Regions from separate parts of the Homo sapiens genome. Here region 1 is linked to region 2. Evidence: read pairs that join two places in POLR2A ChIA-PET (ENCODE). Cell type or tissue: B cell. All regions are shown on one strand. Region 1 overlaps SYT2 (synaptotagmin 2). Region 2 overlaps PPP1R12B (protein phosphatase 1 regulatory subunit 12B).

The links. ChIA-PET counts read pairs that join two places held together with the same protein. Peaks named below come from ENCODE experiments on the same cell type or tissue, not always from the same donor. Only the 100,000 strongest peaks of a DNase experiment are listed, where the experiment ranks them.
Region 1: POLR2A ChIA-PET joins it to region 2 with 6 read pairs; 4 of 35 experiments call an interaction of 5 or more read pairs at or near these places.

What each region holds. Positions count from the first base shown.
Region 1 is chr1:202,642,143-202,644,642 of GRCh38, forward strand. The region is part of intron 1 of SYT2 (synaptotagmin 2); the gene reads right to left. Among named protein-coding and RNA genes, the nearest start is that of SYT2, 67 kb to the right of the region's middle. RefSeq lists an enhancer at 638-1,570. In B cell, no CTCF peak of the experiment used is centred here; DNase peaks (open chromatin) are centred at 759, 1,519 and 2,109; H3K4me3 peaks cover 1,531 bases; H3K27me3 peaks cover 2,500 bases.
Region 2 is chr1:202,354,046-202,356,545 of GRCh38, forward strand. All of the region lies in intron 1 of PPP1R12B (protein phosphatase 1 regulatory subunit 12B), which reads left to right. Among named protein-coding and RNA genes, the nearest start is that of PPP1R12B, 6.6 kb to the left of the region's middle. In B cell, no CTCF peak of the experiment used is centred here; no DNase peak of the experiment used is centred here.

The sequences.
Region 1 (2,500 bases), 290 kb after region 2:
GGCCCAGAGTGGGTCAGTGAGTTGCCCAAGGTCATAGGACAGGTCAGAATGGAAGCTTTCGGACTCTCCCTGGGGCGCTGCGTTCACAGCTCCACTTTGACACCCCCTGCCCCGGAAGTGAGCACTGAACTCACTTAAGAGAGGCCAGTGACCAAAGGCAGCGATTCCCAGGTGCAGAGGCTCGGGCAGGCGTGCCCATGAGCTTGTCCCCCCGCGCGCCCTCCCCCACCTCGTCCCCATTCCTGTCTTGGGCACCATGCGCTCCATCATCCTGAGATTCAGAGAGGTGCAGTAGCTTGTCCAAGGTCACACAGCAAACTGAGTAGGGCCCTCGTTTCCACTGCCCAGCTGCCCCCTCCCATCGCCCACCCGGGTCTCTGCAAGCTTGCCAGGATCCCCGCGAGCCTGCTTCCTCCAATGCACAGAGCCGTGGCGCGTGTCAAAGTGTGGGAAAGTTCCCGGGAGAGGAAGGGGTGGAAAATGCAGCCGCTCATCTCAACCCTGGACGGCTGCGGCAAGGCGGGGGCGCTCAGAAAGGCAGCCAGTCCTGCAAACCGCCCGTGCCTCCGGCACACCCCCCTCTGCGCCAGGGGCTCCCCAGTGTCGCGCGAGCATGGTCTTCCAGCTCCTCCTCAGCGAGGCAGGCGCTGCAGGGTCCCATGCGCCCCGCACCCACTTCTCTCCGCACGCCCACTTCATGCACCTCCCCGCGCCCTTCCCACGGCTTCTCTGCGGCGAGTCGCCTTCGCTTCACCGCAGGTCCCTGGTCCCAGCGCTAAGGCACCGCGGCTTCTCTCGCCTTCTCTCCGCTTTGGACCCGGGCTCTCCGCGGGGAGAGATAGGTTGGGGGCTAGGGGTTCCCGAAATAATTCAGGACACCTCCCCCGGGTCTAGCCAGGTAATTCCGACGCCCATGGATTTCCGGATTACAGTTCCCACCGCGGGCTCAGTCCTACCTACTCTTAGTTTACCCCGCAGTGAGCACCAAGTCCCAAAAGTCGGAGTGTCACCGTTTGGCGACCCCGCGTCCGCCCACGCCTCAGGCCCTAGAGGTGGCCACTGTCGGTCGAGGCACGGCTTCGCTCGGGACTACTGGCTGCCCTCGTGGGGTGCCCCGCCTGGGGTTCCCTCTTACCCTGGGACGTTCCGGGCGCGTTCAGCCTGAGCTGGTGGAGAGGGCGGGGGCGGGGGCGGGGGCGGGGACAGCTGGGGTCCCGAAGTCCAGGTCCCTCTTCCCACTTCCCCGCCGGCCCTGCCGCTGCGGCCCTCGCTCCCGCGCTCGCTCGCTCTCGAGTCTCTCCCTCTCTCTATTCTCTTCCTCTCTCTCTCTCTGCAGTAGTAACAACCTGATCCCGCTTCCCCCGCCCGCCTATTGATATGCTCCTCACATTCGCCTGCACACAGCGCGTGCGGCCCCTCCGAGGGCGATCCCCGCAAACCACGACGCAGGGCCCCCGCCCCAGGCAATCCCCGCTGCTGGGGAGGCTGCCTCCGCGCGCCCACGCCTCCCTTCTCCAGTCCGGACTGCCAGCGGAGGGGAAAATGGGCGACAGGAGAAGGGGAGGTGTGTGCGGGAGGGACTAGGCTGGGGGAGAGGGGTTTAAACTGGCGCGGTCCTACAGAAGTTTGAGGAGGGCGGGGCCGGCTCCGAGCCCCCGGAGCCCTACGGGACTCCCCCGATTCTGCCGAGGAGTCCCCGCCAGCTCCGTGCACTCCTGCAACACTCCCCACCCCACCCGCCAGCTCCGAGTTTACAGCCTCTCGGTTCGGGGGATTAGCTGGGGGAGGGGACCCCCTGGCTGTAGGGAATGGCCTGCGGGCAGGGGTGGGAGGGAAACGATTTGCTTCGGGAGATAAGGATGAAGGTTTTCCTGAGTCAAGGGAGAGAAGGGAGGGAGAAGAGAGATGGAACAAAAGGCAGATGCTGGAGGGGAAGGGGAGCTGGGGAGTTCGCCCCGAGGGCTCCGGCAGCCCGCGGTCCCCACCCTCAGTCTGTCCTGGAGGGTGAGGTAAAGGCTGGTGCCAGGGCTCTTCACGGGCCACTTGGGGAGGGGAGAAAGGGCGATGGAGGGGTACGGGTGTGGGGGAGAGGAGGAAGAGCGTCTGCTGGCACAGGACCCCTTGCCTGCTCCCAGACAGGAACCCAGCAGAAGGGCTCTGCCACGGACCCGACACCTCCCACCTCCACAACTCTGCTTTCTCCCACTTGGGAAAAGCGAGGCTGACACCCACGGTGAGCACCAGGAGGGGCAGGGAGGACCGAGAGCCTGGGCAGCACTCCTGTGCCTCAGTGTCACCCTTGGGCCTCACCCTCAACCCCCAACCTCACCCGATAAGACCTCGGGGCCACAGCTCGCCAGGTGGAATTTCTGCTGCTGTCCGGCCATTAACCACCCCTGACCTTCCCAGCTCCACCCCATCCTCGCCCTCTCCCCTCAGCCTCTCCTTCACCCTCCATGCAGCTGCTTTCTGTTTGCCTTCCACTCTGCACACTCAGGAC
Region 2 (2,500 bases):
AAGGAGTTGGACCAGTCTTGTTGTTAACATAAAACTAAGTAGTTTATTTTTTTCTTTTAAAATATTTTAAAACTAAGATATACTTTATATACAATAAAATTCACTCTTTGTAGTGTAGCATCGTATGAGTTTTGACAAATGCGTACAGTTGTGGAACCACCACTGTAATCAAGATGTAGAACGTTACCCTCAAGATTTTTTGTGCTCCTTGGTAGACAGCTCCTCCCACCCTCAGCCCATGACAGTCATTCATCAGTTATTTTGTCCCAATAATCACAATAGATGGAGGCTGAGGCAGGAGGATCACTTGAGCTCAGGAGTTTGAGACCAGCGTGGGCAACATAGCAAAACCTTGTCTTTACAAAAAAATAAAATTAGCCAGGCATGTTGGTGCATGTCTGTAGTTGCAGCTACTTGGGAGGCTGAGGCGGGAGGATAGCTTGAGTCCAGGAACTGGAGTTGCAGTGAGCCATGATCGTGCCACTGCATTCCAGCCTGGATGACAGAGTGACACCCTGTGTCTATAAACAAACAAGAGCCACCATGCCTGGCCTAGAGTAAAGTTTTTGATATTTGAATAATATGCCATTAATTACATGTGTCCCATTCTTTTTTTTTTTTGAGACAGAGTCTCGCTCTGTCAGCCAGGCTGGAGTGCAGTGCACGATCTCGACTCACTGCAACCTCTGCGTCCCGGGCTCAAGCAATTCTCCTGCCGTAGCCTCCTGAGTAGCTGGGATTACAGGGGGGTGACACCACGCCTGGCTAATTGTTTTTTTTGTTGTTGTTTTTTTTTTTGAGACGGAGTCTTGCTCCGTCGCCCAGGCTGGAGTGCAGTGGTGTGATCTCAGCTCACTGCAAGCTCTGCCTCCCGGGTTCACGCCATTCTCCTGCCTCAGCCTCCCGAGTAGCTGGGACCGCAGGTGCCTGCCACCATGCGCAGCTAATTTTTTTTGTATTTTTAGTAGAGACGGGGTTTTGGGCGGGTGGATCACGAGGTCAGGAGATCGAGACCATCCTAGCTAATTTTTGTATTTTTAGTAGAGACGGGGTTTCACCATGTTGGCCAGGCTGGTCTTGAACTCTTGACCTCAGGTAATCCACCCGCCTCAGCCTCCCAAAGTGCTGGGATTATAGGCGTGAGCCACCATGCCTGGCCGTGTTCCACTATATTTTTCTCTTTAGAGGTTTTCTTAGATTCTTAATTAACAACTAATATTGAATGTCTAAATGGTAGATTGTAAGTCTGTACTAGAGTATATATGTGGTATAATTTCTGCCCTCAAGGAACTAACAGTCAGGTTTGGAAACAGATAAATAAAAAAAAGATTCCTTTTAGAGTTCCAAATTCTATGATACCCTGGAAAGGATGTATTCCTAAGTGGAAGGACAAACGAAGGCAGTCCAGGATGGTAGAGCAGCATGGGCGAATAAATAGGAATGGGTGTGGTGTGTAGGCAGAGGATGCTAGGAAATCCTAATGGATGTGTTTGAAGGGTTAGAGATGAGAGAGAGTCAGGGTGACATCCTAGAGGGCTTTGAACATCAAACATCAGGCCAAGGTGGCTTGATGGACTCCTTAGTAGAGAATTTTTGTGGGTTTGAGCAGGGTCGTTACCCAACCAAAGCAGTATTTTAGGATTCTGAAGCAGCACTTGGATTTCTGAATGAATGGAGAGACAGAGTTGAGAGAACCAGCTGAGTGAATGGAGATGAGAAAAAAGTGTAGTACAATTCTAGCTTGTGAGTCTGAAAGAATTGTGTTATTCAGGTAGAAATAGTATTCAGTCAACGATTAGACTGAGGTACTCTGAAGACGTACAAATAGAAATCTCCTATAGGTGTTTAGCATGGTGGCCCATATCTGTAATCCCAGCACTTTGGGAGGCCAAGGCGGGAGGATTGCTGGAGACCAGGAGTTTGAGACCAGCCTGAGCAATGTGGTGAGACCCTATCTCTCCAACCCCCTCCCCACCCAAAAAAAAATTAGCCAGGTATGGTGGTGCAAACATGTGGTCCCAGTTACATAGGAGGCTGAGGTGGAAGGATCACTTGAGCCCAGGAGGTTGAAGCTGCAGTGAGCTGTGTTCACACCACTGCACTCCAGCCTGGGTGACAGAGCAGAGCAAGACTGTGTCTCAAATAAATAAGTAAGTAAGTAAGTAAATATCCTGTAGGTATCTATGTGACTCAAGGCTAGTCACTTTCCTATCTATGCTCCAGTTTTCTCATATTTGAGACAAGAGACTTGATTTTAGCATAAAGGTGAGAGTTGAAGTAATGAGTGTGAAAGAGGAAAGGGAGAAAACATACAGAGAAGAGCAGAAAACACAAGCAGCTGGTAGGCAGAGAATGCAGAAATTCAAGTTAGAGCTGTTGGAAGATGTGGTAGGCTGACTAATGGTGCCCCAAAAATGTCTAAGTCCTAATCCCCAGAACATGTAAATATGTTACCTTACAGGGTAAAAGAGACTTTGGGGATATGATTAATTTAAGGATC